Linked DNA regions of Homo sapiens: all the other regions are linked to region 4. A link is an interaction called in ENCODE POLR2A ChIA-PET data of the cell type or tissue named here. Cell type or tissue: PC-9. All regions are shown on one strand. Links, peaks and the distances in the headings refer to the core of each region. The heading gives the core; the rest is flanking DNA.

What was found. ChIA-PET counts read pairs that join two places held together with the same protein. Peaks named below come from ENCODE experiments on the same cell type or tissue, not always from the same donor. Only the 100,000 strongest peaks of a DNase experiment are listed, where the experiment ranks them.
Region 1: POLR2A ChIA-PET joins it to region 4 with 9 read pairs; 3 of 35 experiments call an interaction of 5 or more read pairs at or near these places.
Region 2: POLR2A ChIA-PET joins it to region 4 with 31 read pairs; 1 of 35 experiments calls an interaction of 5 or more read pairs at or near these places.
Region 3: POLR2A ChIA-PET joins it to region 4 with 7 read pairs; 3 of 35 experiments call an interaction of 5 or more read pairs at or near these places.

Annotation. Positions count from the first base shown.
Region 1 is chr5:177,524,089-177,529,512 of GRCh38, reverse strand. FAM193B (family with sequence similarity 193 member B) reads left to right here. Exons shown (of 9, transcript NM_001190946.3): 6 at 4,308-5,328. Among named protein-coding and RNA genes, the nearest start is that of DDX41, 9.8 kb to the right of the region's middle. In PC-9, for the core only: no CTCF peak of the experiment used is centred there; no DNase peak of the experiment used is centred there.
Region 2 is chr5:178,143,503-178,148,926 of GRCh38, reverse strand. It overlaps RMND5B (required for meiotic nuclear division 5 homolog B), which reads right to left. Exons shown (of 11, transcript NM_022762.5): 6 at 5,200-5,300; 7 at 4,819-4,985; 8 at 2,648-2,813; 9 at 1,292-1,394; 10 at 1,044-1,198; 11 at 1-958. The coding sequence ends at 895. Among named protein-coding and RNA genes, the nearest start is that of NHP2, 7.7 kb to the left of the region's middle. RefSeq lists enhancers at 2,211-2,260, 2,381-2,490, 2,585-2,879. In PC-9, for the core only: CTCF peaks have their summits at 2,491 and 2,702 (motif pointing right); a DNase peak (open chromatin) is centred at 2,376; H3K4me3 peaks cover 339 bases; H3K27ac peaks cover 2,689 bases.
Region 3 is chr5:177,296,859-177,300,858 of GRCh38, reverse strand. NSD1 (nuclear receptor binding SET domain protein 1) reads right to left here. Exons shown (of 23, transcript NM_022455.5): 23 at 646-4,000. Among named protein-coding and RNA genes, the nearest start is that of RAB24, 4.9 kb to the left of the region's middle. RefSeq lists a silencer at 279-472 and an enhancer at 380-489. In PC-9, for the core only: no CTCF peak of the experiment used is centred there; no DNase peak of the experiment used is centred there; H3K27ac peaks cover 609 bases.
Region 4 is chr5:177,192,615-177,196,614 of GRCh38, reverse strand. The region is part of intron 3 of NSD1 (nuclear receptor binding SET domain protein 1); the gene reads right to left. Among named protein-coding and RNA genes, the nearest start is that of NSD1, 61 kb to the right of the region's middle. In PC-9, for the core only: no CTCF peak of the experiment used is centred there; a DNase peak (open chromatin) is centred at 2,154; H3K27ac peaks cover 744 bases.

The sequences.
Region 1 (5,424 bases), core at 660-4,659, 330 kb before region 4:
ACCAGGCAGCCCTGCCTTTCCAGACTTAGTCGTGGGGCTGCAGGCAGGGACAGACACACAGTGGCAGCGTGATGCATCAAGTGATTATGGTCATTATCTCTGTAGACAGCAGCCTCCTCCCTTGTCTCCTTCCACCTCCTGGACTTCACAGTCTGGCTCTCCACCAAAGCCCAGCTGCTCCTTCTCTCCCGCCTCAGGAAATGGAAAGAGCTCAGTGTCTCTCTGCTCCCTTCTCCCACTGCCAGCCCGTGACACTCTCACCTTGTCTTTGTGTCTTCTGTCTACACGAAGGTGAGAGAGTCATGGGCTGACAGTGGGAGAAGGGAGCAGAGAGACACCCTGCTTCTTAAAAACTGCACCCCTGGCTCTGTCATCTGTGACCTCCTGCCACTCCTCCACATCCACTGAAGACTCTCCTGCCCCGTTCTCTTCTTCCCAGGTCAATCCGTTTCTCACTCACTTGAATGGAGTAAGCATTGCTAAGTATTGGTAGGAGGGCAGGCAAATTGACCCATCACTCACTCACTCACTCACCAGTACTCAATTCCTTGTCCCGCTGTCTTTCCTTCAGACCCACTCAGAAACACTGCAGCCCTGGGTTCCACCCCAGCCTGGCTCTCCCTTTCTACAGCTCAAGAAAAGCACATGAGTGAATCTGTGGCAGCCAGCCACGTGGGCTCCCGATTGCCGAGTTCCCGTGTCGCCAGGCGGGCCTCTCATGGTTCCCTGGGCTTCCTGTACCTTAGCACGTCCATTCCCCACAGTCCTTCTGTCAGGCCTCCAGTCTTCTCAAACCGCTAGGCCTTCCGAGCCCACACCTTATTTTTTGGCAAATAGCCTCACTTTTTATTTCAATGAGGAAAAAAGCCATTATACAGGGATTCTCCCACTGTTTTGCCATTCCCACCTGCAAACATACTTTCTTCCTTGTCATGAGAGTCACCCTTTTCCCGCCTAAGGCCTGTGCGGTACTTTCTTGACCCCTCAGCCCAGCAGCAGGCTCCTGGTCTAGCTTAGCCTCTCCTCCATGCTGTTCCCGTCCACATTTCATTGTGTCCACCATTCTCTTTTTTGGAAGCAAACTGCTCCTTGAGCCTGTTACCTCTCTCTCAACCCCTCCCCAGCCTCTTTCCTCTCATCACAGCCACACTTCTTGAAAAATGATGTCTGCATTCACTGTCTTCCCTTCCACCCATTAGCTCATTGCAGGCGGTTTTCTACCCACACCCTCTCCAGAGTCACCGGTGACTTTTTTGTTGCCAAATCCATCCTCCTCTGCTGTTCCTATCGTGTTAGTCCACTAGAGAATATCTGGCATTTGTGTTTGTCCTTTTCACACATTGTCTTTGGGCTCCTCTGTCCTCAGCCAGGCAGGAAAGGGCAAGGGGAGTGCCATGTTCTCCAGATGTCTTGCCTGCCCCTCTGACGTCCTTTCTGTCTCCTTTGTGAGCTCCTCGTCCTCCACTTGACCCTCCTTCATGGGGACATCTCCCTGGGAAAGAGATGCCATCTAGAAACAGCCCAATAGTGTTTCCTCCCCACCCTGTACATCCACGTCTCCAACTGCTACTGGACACCTCCTTGTGGACGTCCCACAGGTATCTCAGACTCTGCACATCCAAAGTTCAGCTTGTTGTCTTTCTCCGAACAGGCCTGCTTTCCCTTCTCTGTTGTCTGTCTAGTCAATGGCACCGCCTCCCACCCTGTTGCCTGAGCCGGAGCACTGGGCGCCCGCCTGGGGAGTGCATCATAGTGACCTGGAATAGCATGCCTGGAACTGGATCTCAGTTTGACACTTGGCTCTGCCACACTTGCTGTATGACATTGGGCAAATCACTTAACCTCTAAGCCTCAGTTTCTTCATCCATAAAATGAGAATAACAGAACCTAAGTCGTAGATTGTTGCAGGGATGAAATGGAGCGATGCATGGAAAGGTTAGGCAGAGTGCCTGGCACATGTGAGTTCTCAGGCAGTGGGGCTGCTGTGGCAGCCATAGTGGCCATCAATGTTTCTCTGACTTTTCTCATTCTGTCTCCCTACCCAGCACCAAAAGCCCTATCCATGCCACATCGCTGATAGCTCAGACCAGTCCACCGCTCTCCACCCTACTGCCACTACCTTAAAAGCCATCAGTGGCTGGACATTGCCCTCGGGCACAAACACTGTAGGGCCTGCAGGGCCCTTCACGATCAGCCCCTGCCAGCTTTATCTCTCAGCCTCTCCTTTCTGACCTTCCTGCCCACCTGCCCCACCCAACCCCCACATCCCCCAAAAAATCTGGGCTACAGCTATACCTCTGAATGATTTGCATTCCCAGAAGATACTGAGCTTTCCCATTTCCAGCCTTTCCACTTGCTATTCCTTCTCTCTAGAAAATGCTTGTCTCACTGCCTCCGGGATGATTCCACTCCCCATTCTGTGCTCAGTGCAGATCCTCCCACCTCCAGGAAGCACTCCCTGGTGAACCAGTCTGTGTTGGGAGCATCTCCTCTAGATTCCCAGATCACCCCGTGCTTTCTTCCATGCAGCACTTGTCACTGTCACTCTGAATTCAACAGGCTGTTTGCTGTTGTCTCCCTCAGCAGACTGAAGTCAGCGAGGCAGAGAATGTCTCACGTACGCTAAACTCACAGGGCCTGGCCTGCTGCCTCACAGCCTCAATGGTCGGTAAATGGTTGTCAGATGGAATTGAGAAACATAGGAACTTCTGAAGATCAGGCCTGGGTGTATTGTCCTGGCTCTGCCACTTCCTAGCCACCTCCTCCTCCTGTTCTTTCCAAAGTCGAGGTTTCTCACCTATAAGCAGAGGGTCATGATGCAGCAAAGACAGTGGCGAGGATTAAAGGAGACATCTATGGGAAGTGCTGACGGTACAGAGCAGAAAGTGTGTGTTTCTGTGCTTTCTCCTCTGGCTTCCAGAGTGTATATGGTTCCATATCATTCCCTCCACACCAGCAGTTGTCAAACTTTTTTTTTTTTAGCAGCCAAACTTTTCTGTGAAATCTGTGTGGTGCTGGGGGAGCGAGGTGAAGGGCCCTTGGTCCTCGTTGGTCCAACCCAGGGCCTCTGAGCCCTACTCACAGCTAGAAATGCTGCTGCAGCTGCTGCAGACCAAGCTGCTCCCTGAGGGCCACGAAGCCCAGCCCCACCTTCGCACATGGGAAAGGACCCCACACAGACTCTCAGCTGTCCTCATACTGACCCTGGAATGTAGAGATGCCTCTTCTTCCTAATTTACAAATAGGAAAAGTAAGGTTCAGAGAGAATAAGTGATTTGTCCAAGGTCCCACAGAACAATTGACTGTAGTCCATTGTGGAGCCAGGGTTCACAAAAGATAAGTGCCTGCTGGGACGCAGGGTCACCCTCTGTACATTGACTCCGAGGTGGTAGCAAGCCCTGGTTTCTCTCACCAGCTGCCCTTTCATGTTTCTCTTCCTCCATTCCCAAATCAGCTGGAAGTACAGGAGGCAGTGGGAGTCAATGGCGCCAGGCGCACCACAGCAACCTCCTTCCCGAGGGTTTTTTATCTGCCGCCTGTCTCCCTCTAAAGGCATCGTTGGCCTTGAGGTGGGATGGAGAGGTTGGGGTGACTGAGATCCCACAGACTTTCATTTTGATTCCCTAGATCCAGATCTGTCAAAGCCAACTGGCAGGGCCTGGCCTCTCTGAGCCTTCCAGGCCTCACCTGGGCAAAGGAGCAGCTCTCACATCTTGCTGTGTAGGCCAGTGTGTTTGTCCATGGTATGCCATTGGGCACACTCTAGGTGTGACCTTGATTACTTGAGACCAAATGTGCAGCAAGTGGCCTCTCTACGGGAACACCGCCCTCTTTGGTAACACCCAGACATAGCATCAGGAAGGCACATGCCCTCCCAACCAGAGTAATCTCATCTACCCCCACACCTGCCTCCTGTAAGACCCCGTGATGGCATGGCTTTTTCCCCACCACCCGTAGGGGTGGAGAGAATGCCTCTCTAGTAGTGGTCTTCACATGCATCCCCACTTTGGCTTTACTCCGGAATTATTGTCCCCATTTTGCAGATTAGTCCACTGAAACTGAGGCTCTGGGTGAACAAGCTGTAAAAACCCTACCCTCTGTGGGTGTGACTACCCCTGCCCCCAGGACATGTACCTGTCTGGCTGCAGTTTGCCCTCACTCCTGCAGGGTGGGTAAGCAGGCTAGGATTTTAAGGCTTTGCTTCCAGCAAGTTAGTGGCAAAGCTGGGCCCCAGGCTGATGGGTCAGGTATCACATTGTGCCTGGCAGTTGACAGCCTCCTGCTAAAACTGCCTCTTGCCTTGGCAGGAAAAGGAGAAGGCCCAGTTGGCAGCAGAAGCTCTAAAGCAGGCAAATCGTGTTTCTGGAAGCCGGGAGCCAAGGCCTGCCAGGGAGAGGCTCTTGGAGTGGCCCGACCGGGAACTGGATCGGGTCAACAGCTTCCTGAGCAGCCGTCTGCAGGAGATCAAAAACACTGTCAAAGACTCCATCCGTGCCAGCTTCAGTGTGTGTGAGCTCAGCATGGACAGCAATGGCTTCTCTAAGGAGGGGGCTGCTGAGCCTGAGCCTCAGAGTCTACCCCCCTCAAACCTCAGTGGCTCCTCAGAGCAGCAGCCTGACATCAACCTTGACCTGTCCCCTTTGACTTTGGGCTCCCCTCAGAACCACACGTTACAAGCTCCAGGCGAGCCAGCCCCACCATGGGCAGAAATGAGAGGCCCCCACCCACCATGGACAGAGGTGAGGGGGCCCCCTCCCGGTATCGTCCCCGAGAACGGGCTCGTGAGGAGACTCAACACCGTGCCCAACCTATCCCGGGTGATCTGGGTCAAGACACCCAAGCCGGGCTACCCCAGCTCCGAGGAGCCAAGCTCAAAGGAAGTTCCCAGTTGCAAGCAGGAGCTGCCTGAGCCTGTGTCCTCAGGTGGGAAGCCACAGAAGGGCAAGAGGCAGGGCAGTCAGGCCAAGAAGAGCGAGGCAAGCCCAGCCCCCCGGCCCCCAGCCAGCCTAGAGGTTCCCAGTGCCAAGGGCCAGGTCGCTGGCCCCAAGCAGCCAGGCAGGGTCCTAGAGCTTCCCAAAGTAGGCAGCTGTGCTGAGGCTGGAGAGGGGAGCCGGGGGAGCCGGCCAGGACCAGGTTGGGCTGGCAGTCCCAAAACTGAGAAGGAGAAGGGCAGCTCCTGGCGAAACTGGCCAGGCGAGGCCAAGGCACGGCCTCAGGAGCAGGAGTCTGTGCAGCCCTCAGGCCCAGCAAGGCCACAGAGCTTGCCCCAGGGCAAGGGCCGCAGCCGCCGGAGCCGCAACAAGCAGGAGAAGCCAGCCTCCTCCTTGGGTGAGTGCACCAGGAACTGAGCGGCTGACCCCCTACCCCAGCCAGTCCACGGGGTGGAGGGGCAGCCTTTGTGTGTAGACAGCGCTGCCCCCAGAG
Region 2 (5,424 bases), core at 679-4,678, 950 kb before region 4:
GGAATAAACTGGAAATAGCTTGGGCTTGAGGGTCAGATCTGGTTAAAACTCCAAGCTCTCTCCTTTCTAAGCTGTGAGCCCTGTTGTGCAAGTTACTTCATTTTCCTGAATCCCATTACACGGATTTCTCCTATGGAGTTAGTAAGATCTGGTATGGGTATATGTAAAAGCACCTTGCCCGGGGTCTGACATCTAAGCTCCCCGCAGTCAGGGATGCAAGTTGTGTTCTTCCTGCCTGGACACTGGATACCTGCTGGCCATGTTTTTGTTTGCGGCAGCCACCAGGCCGTGCCCAGTCCCTGTGTGTGGTAGACATGTGGTCATAATTTGTCAGTGAGGCTAAAGGTTGGCCAGGAGAAATGAGAAGGGCAGTAAATACATTTGTTCAAAGTTATAAAACAACGGCATTCCGTTCTAACTGGGACTATTTACAGTGGGAGATGGTACATACTGTTGAGGCTGTAGTGGGAGGAAGAGGTGGGCCACCGCTGGACACTCTTGGGCCGAGGGGCAAGGGTGGACATAGCATTGGCATGGCAGCAAGAGACTTGGCTGAGGGCAGGGGTGGAAGGATGTCTACTGCTGAAGACCAAATCCCTTGCCACTCTGTCGGTTGCTACTAAGTCAAACGCAAACAGAAACAGGAAAAGACAGCAGGAGCACAGAGGCCAGCATCTCCCTTTCCTTATGCCATGGAGCCAGGTGCCAGGCGTGGGCTGGTCCATCTCCCTCCTCAGCCTCTGCCAAAGGGCTGCTCCAGTGCTCCCCTCAGTGGAACTCCTCAGCCAGGCGCTCTGAAACCAACCACAGTCCACTGAAGTTGACCACCCTACCGAGACAGACCAAGGCTCACAGGTGAAAACCCCTTTCAACAAAATTCCTTCCAGGTAGGAATCAGAATATGATGCGTTTCCCATCTGCCGGGTTCTGCTCCATGGGACAGTAGGGACACTTCAGCCTGCAAAGGGAGGAGAACCGAGAACGTCTCAGGGGTGGCCAGTAGGAGAGCCAAGCCAAGGTGGAGTAGAGCACGGGGAACTTACTTTCCTCCATTAATGAGCTTATTGAGTGCATCTCGGGAGATAACATGGCCACAGATGAGCTTGATGGGAGGGTTGGAATCTGACGTCTGCTGGCGGAGGATGGGGCAAGCGAACACGGAGTGGTACCAGCACTTCATGCCTAGTTCAATCTCAATCTGGGAAGGGCAGCGAAGCGGGTGAGTTCCACTTCCTGTCATGGCTGTCCTCCCCAGTACCTCTTGCCCACGATTCCCCAGACCAGGCCTCACCGGTAACTCGTCCTTGTGATTCCAGACCCCAGTGCACTGCCGCTGCTCAATCACAGCCTTGATGTTCATCAACACAGGCAGCGCCACACAGCCAGAGGCAAAGCTGCAGACAAGGAACAGGGGCTAGAGTGGCTCAGATCACAGCAGACAGGCAAAAAGGGCCAGCGCGCCATGCTTCAGCATGGACCTTGAGACAGGGCTCTAAAATGGTGCACGGTCAAATCGGTCCTCAAAGATCCCTCACATTGTTCATAAGATGTCACATATGTACTTATGTATGTCTGACTCTACAGACTCATTCTAATGCACCCCAAAATTTGAGAACCTACAGGGAAGACTTCCTATAGCTCTAGGGGCAGATATCTGCTCATCCTAATGACTGAAAAGTCCTTGGTGTGACTAGGGAACAGTGAGCAGTTCCAAAGGGCCCCAGCCTGCCTGTAGGACGTACCCTGCTGTGTAGTCATAACACATCTTTATAATGGTGGCTATCAACTAGGCCGCCTAACAAATGGAGGTTGGGGTTCCCTTCTCGTGACAGTTGCATGGGGAAGGGAGCCTACTGGCTGGAACCTCAGGTGCTGAATACCCCACAGTGCACAGGGTAGTCCTGCGCAACAGAATCATCCTAAGGTGCTGATGTTGTTCTTGCTGGGAAATGACGTTCTATAAACTGAGTCCATGGTAACAAATCAGATGAGCGTAGAATCAGTCCACTATATTGAGGTGCTGTACTCAGACACCATCAACAGTCTAAATACACAGTGACAGCTGTCCACTGTGGCGGAGTGTGTGGCTCTGGGGTCAGGTTCAAGTGCCCATTATTCCCTGCGAGGCCTTGGGCAAGTGCGTGCACATCTTGGGCCTCCATTTCCTCATCTGTAGAAGGAGGATAACGTGGCTCTCCCTCCCAGGGTTGCTGGGAGCTCTGAGGGAGGTGTCAGCAGCAGTGCTGAATACATATTACTCAACCACTCACATCTCCCCTGAAGGCAAGTGGTGTTTAAGACATTAGGTCATGAGGAAGGCGGGCTGCAGAGGGGCGTGGGTTAGCTGGGAAGGTCTTGCAATGATCCAGGGTGAGGTGCAAGAGAGGCAGGGACCTCATTCAGGAGACCTTACAAAATGGGAACCTTGACCATGCCACTGACCTCATGGTGACCTCGGGCCATAACTCTTCCTAGTCTCAGTTTAACTGTAAAAACAGGTAATTCCTCTCCTGAAGAATGACTAAGAAAGCCAGTTTCGGTCTCTGAAAGCACCGAGCACTGTTCCTGGCACATGGCAGGGCCTTGGCAAATGATGATTACCTCTCTACCCTCCCACCTGTGCTGCCCTCACAGGGCTGGGTTGTACCTGACGCTAAGGGGGGACTCCACAGAAAGCCCCAGCAGGGAACAGGCGTCCCGGGTAAAGGTCTCACAGATCTCTGCCCAGTGGCTGCTGTCCAGCAGGTGGCAGTAGGGTGACTTCTCCAAGCCCAGCCGCAGGTACACCAGGCTGCCCATCATCACCTGGATCTCTACAAGGCAACCAGAGGGGGCAGCTCAGGGGGTGCAGGGCTCTGGGTCCACCCCCAAGCGGGCAGCAGGACTGTGCAGCACAGCACAATATGCTGAGCCCGGTGGCTCCCAAGCCCCTGAGGAGACTGAGCAGGGATGAAAATGCCCTCAGGCAAATTTGACTGTAAAATCCACTGGGGAGGTGGAGGTCCAGGCTGCTTCTGCAGGATGAGAACAGGCATTACTAACACAGAATCAGGAATGAGGACAGTTCTTTTCCAGTTCTCTTTCCTCCCCCACTGCATCAAGGATCAAATAAGTCCTCAGGTTGGCACTGGTGTCTCCACACTAATCTCCATTTAGAGCAACCCCAGGTTAAGAGCTTTCAACAGGCAGCAGTATCTAGCTAAAACTTCAGTCATGTTTTGGGGCCGGGCGTGGTGGCTCATGCCTATAATCCCAGCACTTTGGGAGGCCAAGGTGGGTGCATCACATGAGGCCAGGAGTTTGAGGCCAGCCTGGCCAACATGGTGAAACCCCGTCTCTAATAAAAAATATATAAAGTTAGCCAGACGTGGTTGTGGTGTCAGGCACTTGTTTTTTTTGGTGTGTGTGTTTTTTGTGTGTTTTTTTTTTTTTTTGAGACAGAGTCTCGCTCTGTCGCCAGGCTGGAGTGCTGGAGGGCAGTGGCACAATCTCGGTTCACTGCAGCCTCCGCTTCCCGGGTTCAAGTGATTATCCTACCTCAGCCTCCCGGGTAGCTGGGACTACAGGTGCCCGCCACCACGCCCGGCTAATTTTTCATATTTTTAGTAGAGATGGGGTTTCACCATGTTGGCCAGGATGGTCTCGATCTCTTGACCTCATGATCCACCCGCCTCAGCCTCCCAAAGTGCTGGGATTACAGGTGTGAGCCATCATGCCCGGCCGGTGTCAGGCATTTGTAATCCCAGCTACTCGGGAGGCTGAGGCAGGAGAATCGCTTGAACCTGGGAGGTGGAGGTTGCAGTGAGCCGGGATCACACCACTTACTGCACTCCAGCCTGGGCAACAGAGTGAGACTTTGTCTCAAAAATAAATAATAAATCATGGCTTGGTTTTCATATTTATTTTGAGATAAAATTTAAAATAATAAATATGAGGTGGAACTAAAAAAACAAGTTAGTACAGGTTACTACTTGTAAGCATAGGTGAGACTCAGATTCCAGGTTTGGAAATTCTAGCATGACAGGAAGAGTGCTCAACTGAGTCTTTTTTATTTTATTTTTTGTAGAGATGGGAGCAGGGGCAGGGGTTCCCCATGTTGCCAAGGCTGGTCTCCAGCTCAAGTGATCCGCCCTTTGCTTTGGCCTCCCAAAGTGCTGCAATTACAGGCATGAGCCATCGCACCCAGACAAGTCTTTTTTTTTTTTTCTGAGACGGAGTCTCACTCTGTCACCCAGGCTGGAGTGCAGTGGCGCGATCAAGCTCCGCCTCCCGGGTTCATGCCATTCTCCTGCTTCAGCCTAGTAGCTGGGACTACAAACGCCCGCCACAACGCCCAGCTAATTTTTTTTGTATTTTTAGTAGAGATGGGGTTTTACCATGTTAGCCAAGATGGACCTCATGATCCGCCCACCTCGGCCTCCCAAAATATTGGGATTACAGGCGTGAGCCACCGTGCCTGGCCTTTTTTTTTTTCTTAAAGGACTTTTCCATAGGCCACACAGGTCAGGGAGGCATACGAGGCAGAACAGGTGGGACGGGCATGGCATGCTCTAAATGAGTGTGGTGTGGCGCATAGCAGGCACGAGGACCCTGGGTGGTCTGCGCTGAAGCTATAAACTAAAGGTATGGCAGATGTGAGAGAGGAGGAGTCTAGAGTTCATCCTGGACACGAGGGGTCAGAGAAGTTTCTAGTTGGGGAGAGGCATCTGTGTAACAGACAGCCCCACATGGGTGCAGGGACTGGCAGCCTGATGTAACCTACCACATCCAGACATGTGTCAGGCCAGGCAGCACAACCCCAGCTGCCTGGGCACTCACCCCGCTGGTGCAGCCGAGCAAAGGGCTGGAAGTGCCGAGCATAGCTGAGGGCCTCCAGCTGCTTCGCGGGGCCTCCTGCCAAGAGGCGGATGAAGTGCAGTCGGTGCAGCTTGAACTCCAGGGAGCTGTTGAGTTCCAGCAGGCGCTGCCTGTGGGAGACGGCCCATCTGGGAAGAAAGGGGCCAGTTTAGTGTAGAGCTGGTGGGGGCTAGGACCTGAGAGCCAGCACCTGAGAGGAGGGCCCCAAAAGCCTGTGTGAGGCTCTTGAGACAGGGCTGCAGGCAAGTCAAGTACATCTGGGTGAAATGAAGACCACAGTCAAGCCCTGTGCCCTGAGAGGTCGAAGCAGAATGCTGCTGGCCCACCCAAGGGCCTCCTTACTCCAACGCAGGACCCAGGTCTTGTTCGTGCAGGGCTTCCAGGATTCGATTCAACTCTAGGAAAGGCTGCTTGAAATCCAAGTCCACATTCAGCGTTGATTCCTACAAGGAGAGAGAGAAGAGATCCCACCACTGGAAGATGGTGTTTCCAAAGTTCTCTGCTATGCACATAATAAAAGCTCACCCGCCAAAGACAGGCCAGAGAGCTGGGCTTTGCTTGAGGAGC
Region 3 (4,000 bases), core at 1-4,000, 100 kb before region 4:
TTCAGGACTAGGTCACAAAGGGAAGCAAACTCCCAAGTTTTCCCCAAAGAAGATCCAGATATTTCTGAGGAATCAGGTGTTAACTGTAAACAGGGCTGACACTTGCTGCTCAACCAGAAGGAAATTTATTGCAGCCCTTTCTGGTATGGAGGGTGTGGCCCCAGGCCAGGGGCTTTCCCTTAGTTTTATCCTTTGCCTCTGCTTTCCTGCCTTTATTTAGGCCTGGGCTGAGTCCTCTGCAGTGGCCAACACCTGCCTTGGAAAAATGTACAACTTAGCCAACATGGTCAGACTCACACTCAGAGAGTGCTTTGGTTCCACTTCCTTTTTAAAAACCAATTCCTCAAACTGCCCTTCCTTCATGAGTGATGGGGGCTTCCTGTGGAGGGAGACTGAAACTGAAACCAGCCACTCCCAACAGAGGGAGAAAGAGGCTTGGGCAGCCCTGTGGCTGCTGAGAGGAAACACACTATTCCCATGACGTGCTTGGAGGAAGGGCTTAGCTTCACAGTATCCCTGCGCCCCCCGCCCCCCACCTCGTACTATCTCTGGGGCTGGCTTCTGCTCTCACCCCAAACAATCCTCCCTCCTGTTAGACTACAACTCCCCACAGCCAATAAAACAAAACACAGGGCAAGGGCCATATATGAGTAAAGTTAAACTTTACTTTACAGTAAATTTTTTTTCTATATACAAAGAATTACAGTACATGTTTATGGGGACTCCTAACACAGGGCTCCCCTCTTTTTCACTAGGAGTTTCACTTACAGCTGACAATCTATGGGGGCGGGGGGGGGGGGGCGCGGCAAAAAAGCAATGATGGACCTTGGCTGATCCCCCCGACCCCTTTCTTAACAATATAGGTAGATGTCTATCGTCAGCTTGCCTCTTTGCCAAGACCTAGGAGGCGGCTCTGCCATGAGCTGCTGTGTGCTGCCCTCCCCACCTTCAGCACACTCATCTACACACACACAGGTAGCACCCACCTCGATGAGACCGCCTTGCTCTGGCCTGCCCCAACCCTGGAAGTTGAAAACATAGAACCATTTATTTCTGCTTCTACTCTCTGTGCCCATGTCTTGTCCACGAAACTTTGCTGAACTTCCAGGACCTTACACCTGAAGCCCCACAATAACCTGATGTTTTGAAAGCCATGGGAAAGCAGCTCTAGAGAAGGAACCACATAAGCAGAAACAGCGCATGTTAAACTCGAAACACTTCTTCCGAGGTTGTGGATTTCTAGTTTAATTCTTTCCACTTCCTTAGAAAATACTACCCTTAATCTTCATAAGCAGTAGAGGGGCTTCCATGAGTGGAAGAGGTAGAGAGGGGCAGAAGGGAGCTGAGGAAGACCCAACAACCAGAGCTCTCTAACAACCTGCTCCAGGCAGCGTGGACGGAGGCTATGGACAAGGTGGCCCCAGCCCTGAGAAACTCAATGGCCACCTTCACCTGGATATAGGATCTCTTCCACCTCTGGATTGCACTGGGCCACTCCAGGGTTGGGTGCAGGCTTCACTGAGGATCTTCCTTCTCCCCACTTTTAACAAAGCCTCAAACTTTTCTACATAAAATCTCCTCCCAAACAGGAACCCGGGTTTCTTGAGCTGCCAGTCCCTCAACCCTTGGCAGTGCTTATTTATACCGTGAAATTAGCACCATCATTACATTTTATTGTGTGTGTGTACAAAACAATGATCTATTCTTATTTCAATTTACACTATAGCAGCCTCTGGCCCTGTTGCACTGGCCCTAGGAAGCTCAGCTGAGAACTAACTGGCCATAGCCAATGACAGGCTCCCACAGCAACTACCAAGCAGTGACTTGGAATGTCTACACATGGAACTGCTCAAATGAAACTCAGCAAGAAAGGGGCTGGAGGCAGCTCCTTCTCTGCCATGATCTGAGAGAGGTTAGGACACTGGGCTCCTCTAACCTGGCTGATAAACCCCAAGAGGATGACAGTATCATTTAAAAAACCTTAGTAAAATCCACCTTATAGGGACTAAGGGTAAAACCTATCCAAGTTTCATGCTGTCCTCATTACTCCCTATGGGGGAATCTGTCAGGACTAAACTTTCTGCCATTCTGTTCTCATGAGGCAACATTAGAATTACAACCTGGGAGTCCGGCTCCAGTGAGCAGACAGTGCCGAGCCTGGGAAGGGATCAACAGGGTGTTTCATGCCCTGACCATAGTGTGGGGTGAAGGATGTAAAGAATAAAATAACTATTTTCATCAATGCTAAAGATTTGGTTCAGAAGAGGGTCAACACAGTGATTTAAGTCATCTCAAACTCAGTAACAGGGTAAAGCAGACATTTAAAAATGAGGATGTTTCTGTATCAATGACAGCTATTTTGCTATTAGACTGGGTTGGCTCCAGCAAGATAAGCAAATGAGGCTTTGAATGTAAATTTCAACATTTTTCATAATCTTTTTCTGACTTAGCAGGGCTAGATGTATTGGCTTTCTAGCTACCCATGGAGAATTTCAACTTTTGCCTTGTCCCTGGAAAAGGCCTCCTGGGGAGCTGGCTCCAAGGCAAACACTCTTGAGATCTCAATTTCCAAGCACATACCCAAATACCACCCTGCGTTAAGGACCAGAAGTTTTCTAAGATGAAAGATTTCCTTTTCACTCCAATTCACATCCCTTTGGAAAAGGGGTCTTATTACAAACTTCAGGGGACGTCCCACAGGGCTGGCAAGGCCACTCCCTCCCCACCTTCCTCCAAGAGTCACATTTCCCAACAGTTGTTGTGACTCTGCTTCTAATTGGATAGTGACTGCTTTCATGATTTTAACCATCTAGTATCACATGCTGCTACTGGTGGGCCCAATAGCTCAAATTTCTAGTTTCCAGTGGTTTTCTAGTTCCCATTCAATGGCCCTTGAAGGAAGCCCAGATGTCCATCCATTCAGATGAAGAACTGCTCCCCAAAATGGCTCAGAAGCTGTTTTCCCAGGCAGGTCTGGAACGAAGCCTCCAATGAATGGCGGAGAATGGAAAGAACCAAAATAAAACCACAAAGCAGCCAATCATGGCCCCTTTCCCTCACTCCCTCCTGTCCTGTGAGACATCTAGACTGCTGTCAAGTTGATTACCTACCAAAGCCTACTTTAGAGAAGCTACTTTAGAATCAAACTTCTCCACGGAAAATTTTTACATGGCCTGCACGCCCTCCCCCCGCCCCCCCCAAATTCACAGTTTATTTCATGAAACAAAGAGCTACGGTAATTTAACACACAACATAGTGAAAGGAGACTCTGACAGTGCAGTGCAGATACCTTTTTCTGATCACAACTACAGATGACTGGAGAGAAAAGGGCACAGGACTGGCACCAAGCAAACCCTACTCATATGACCTAAAAGATTAGGGAAAGGGACCTACTAGCTGCAGTTATATATTTATTATTCTCACACATGATAAATACTTAATATAATGAACTTTAATGTTCTCGGTGAATTTCTTTAAAAATATCTTTTTCATGGTTTAAAATTCTTTTAAAAGAAAATAAGATGCTTTACGTTTTCTCTTCCTTTTGAACAAAGAGCTTTTCCTCTTTGATGATGTGGGAAGAGAGAGAGGATGAAAGGGGAGAACTAGGCAGGTGGAATTCACAGAGGAGATTCCGAGGTCTCAGTGAAATGCAGGGATAGGCCCCTAAACTCAGGACAGCCCTGCCCAGCCTCGTCCCTCTGCCTGAGTTCAAGTGTCTCAACCTCAGAGACAGACTTTGGGAAATAAAAGCAGATTCTATTTTTAATCTTTAGATAAAGCGCAAATGCTTCTATAATAACTACTGTTCCCTCCGTGGAATTGATGGGAGTAACCTCAATAAGAACTTGAGGAAATTGGGACCAAATACAGAATCCTATTGAGAGCGTGAAAGCCATAACTAAGAGATAATGGCCAGGAGACGTTAGGGCCGGGGATGGCCTGCTGGCTAAGTTGGCAAAGCAGAGAGGTAAACATGTTGGTCTAAGGACAAAGGAGG
Region 4 (4,000 bases), core at 1-4,000:
TTCTCTCAGTAAATGACGATCTATTCAGCCATCCAGTGATGAAGCTAAAAACGTGGGAGCCATCCTATGATATGGAAACCTGAGAACTGAAAGCCTCAGGACTTCATTCTCCCTCAGTCAACATTATCCAATGCATTACTACATCAGATGCATTTTACCTCCTCATCTGTTTTTATTTTCTATTCGCAATTTTCATCACACCATAATCACTAATAATGACTTAACTGTCTCTTTTTACTTATTTGTGGTCCCCTTCTAACACATGTTCAACAATCCAGCCACAGTGAACTTTTAAAATGAACAGATCAGAGCATGGCGGCTCCTGCTAAACACTTTTTAATTATATACATTGTTTCTGAGATAAAAATAACAAAATTTTTTAACAAAGTCAACAAGGCACTGAACACTTTGTCCCATATCTACTTCCCAGCCTCATACTGTGCCACCCTCCCTTACTCTGTGAGCTGCAGATTCCTGGAACCATCTTCTTCTCTCTTCCCTAGTTAACTCCCAACTCATCCTCTCAAGTAACAGATCAGAGATAACTTTATTAGCAAACACCACTGATGAAGAGTCCAGGTCAGTTATCCCTGTTATATCACTGAATAGGCATCAAAATTGTTCCTTGGACAGACTTCTCAGTTAAGTAATAATGCATTTGATTATTTTCTGGTGTCTTGTCCCTTATACTAGATTCTAATTTCTCATGAGAGCAAGCAGTATAGATGTATGGCCCAATAATGAATCCCAAAACCTAGCACAGTACTCAATCTATACAAGGTATTTACTATTTGTCAAATAAATAGCATGGACTCAACTAGTATGCATAAGAAACACTATAAATAGGCTGAGTGCGGTAGCTCCTGTCAGTAATCCCAAGTACTTTGGGAGGCCGAGGCGGGCAGATCGCTTGAGCCCAGGAGTTTCAGACCAGCCTGGGCAACAAGGCAAAACCCTGTCTCTACAAAAAAATTAAAAACTAAGCCAGGCATAGTGGCGAATGCCTGTAGCCCCAGCTGCTTGGAAGGCACAGGAGGGAAGATCGCTTGACCCTGGGAAGCTATGGCTGCAATGAGTCATGATCACGCCACTGCATTCTAGCCTGGGCAATAGAACGAGACCCTCAATCAAAAGAGAGACGAGGAGAGAGAGAGAGAGAGACACCCTAATGAGTAAGAAACCAGCAGTCATAGGGACAGGGAGGTTAGAAAAGAAGGACTCAGAGTTTTCTAGTAGTAGAATTTAAATATCCAGACAGGTCACAAAGGATAAGGTATCAACATTTTTTTTGAATTAAAGAGAAAGTGTCTCATTGTATTGCCAAGGCTGGTCTCAAACTCCTAGGCTCAAGTGATCCTCCCACCTCGGACTCCCAAAGTGCTGGGATTATAGGCATGAGCTACCGTGTCTGGTCAAGGTATTAAATTTTTAACACACTAAGTTATTTTCTTCTTTTGAGACAGAGTCTCGCTCTGTCACCCAGGCTGTAGTGCAGTAGTGTGATCTTGGATCACGGCAACCTCCACATCCCGGGCTCAAGCAATTCTTCTGCCTCAGCCTCCCCAGTAGCTGGGATTGTAGGAGCATGCCAACACACCTGGCTAATTTTTGTATTTTTAGTAAACACAGGGTTTCACCATGTCAGCCAGACTGGTCTCGAACTCCTGACCTCAGGTGATCTGCCCGCCTTAGCCTCCCAAAGTGCTGGAATTACAGGTGTGAGCCACTGCGCCCAGACACAAAACCTAGTACTGTGCTAGGTTCTGGCACCTGTAGTCCCAGGTACTCGGGAGGCTGAGGCAGGAGAATGGTGTGAACCCAGGAGGTGGAGCTTGCAGTGAGCCGAGATTGTGCCACTGCACTCCAACCTGGGAGACAGAGCAAGGCTCTGCCTCAAAAAAAAAAAAAAAAAAAAAAAAAGACACTAAAATTTATAAAGGTTTTTGGGCACCTCATTATTCAAAATATAAAATCAAATCCAGGAATTCTACTTTGGAGAAATCATCCTTTTTAAAAAAAAAAAAAAAAAAAAAAAGAGGCATGGTGACTCACACATGTAATTCCAGCACTCCGGAAGGCCAAGGTGGGAGGATCCCTTATTAAGCTCAGGATTTCAAGACCAGCCTGGGTAATATATGGAGACACTATCTCCACCCAAAAAAAAAAAAAAAAAGCCATGTGTGGTGGCACACGTCTGTGCTCCCAGCTATTCCAGCTATTCCAGCTATTCAGGATGCTGAGGTTGGATGACTGTTTGAGCCCTGGAGATCAAGGCTTCAGTGAGGCGTTGTTATGCCATTACACTCCAGCCTAGGCAACAGAATGAGATCCTGTCTCAGAAAAATAAACAAATACATAAATAATAAAAATATGAAAAAAATCTCCACAAAGTGGAAAAGGCAAGCTGCAAAATATACAATGTTCTGTTTGTGATAAAGGAAAGACGTGGAAGATGACTAAGAAGTATGTATTTACTCATGTAAATAAAAATATAATTTATATGAAAAAACATTATGTATATAAAAATATATTAATATCAGCCAGGTGTGGTGGCTCACGCCTGTAATCCAAACACTTTGGGAGGCCAAGACCTGTGGTTCACTTGAGGTCAGGAGTTTGAGACCAGCCTGGCCAACATGGTGAAACCCCGTCTCTACTAAAATACAAAAATTAGCTGGGCATGGTGGCACGCACCTGTAATCCCAGCTACTCTGGAGGCTGAGGCAGGAGGAGAATTGCTTGAACCCGGGAGGCAGAGGTTGCAGTGAGCCGAAATTGCGCCACTGCACTCCAACGTACGTGACAGAGCAAGATTCCGTCTCAAAACAAAACAACAACAACAACAACAAAAATTAATATCAATTGGTTGCCTGTTGAAAGGAGTGAAGAATGTGGCGGATCACAGCAAAGCAGAGAGTAAGCTGATTTTTCTGAATCTCACCAACATCTGACTTTCAGAAACTAAAATACATATATTAAAACTAAAATAAAATCACTACCATCCTAACAGAAAAAAGGACAGCTCAAATCAAGTTTCAGGCCAGGTGCAGTGGCTCACACCTGTAATCCCAACACTTTGGGAGGCTGAGGAAGGAGGATCACCTGAGGTCAGGAGTTCAAGACCAGCCTGGCCAACATGGTGAAACCCCATCTCTACTAAAAATACAAAAATTGGCCCGGCACGGTGGCTCACGCTTGTAATCCCAGCATTTTGTAAGGCCGAGGCAGGCAGATCACGAGGTCAAGAGATCAAGACCATCCTGGTTAACACGGTGAAATCCCGTCTCTACTAAAAATACCAAAAAAATTAGCCAGGCATGGTGGCGGACGCCTGTAGTCCCAGCTACTCGGGAGGCTGAGGCAGGAGAATGGCATGAACCCAGCAGGCAGAGCTTGCAGTGAGCCGAGATCACGCCACTGCACTCCAGCCTGGGAGACAGAGCAGAAATTCTTCTCTAAAATAAAATAAAATAAAAATAAATCAAGTTTCAGCCCCATCCTTTAGAGTAATTTAAAACTAAGGTACCTAAGATTCAAACACAACAATCAACTGAAAAACAAACAATAGCATTTAAAGGAAATACTCCAAATTAAAATTTTAAACTTCAAAATTATTAATAAACATTTACAATTGTTTCAGCTTTTATATTATAAAAAATGATACAAACCTGATTAAAGTAGAAATACGTAAATATACTAAAAGGTGATTCCGGACAATGTAAACATTAGAAAAATGGCCTAACACCTTCCTGGCATCAACAGAATAATTGAGAATGTTTAAATCAGCCGGGCACAGTGGCTCACGCCTGTAATCCCCATACTTTGGGAGTCTAAGGCGGGCGGATCACCTCATCTCAGGAGTTCAAGACCAGCCTGGCCAACATGGTGAAACCCCGTCTCTACTAAAAATACAAAAATTAGGCCTGGTGCAGGGCTCATGCCTGTAATCTCAGCACTTTGGGAGGCCAAGGCAGGCAGATCGCCTGAGGTCGGGAGCTCG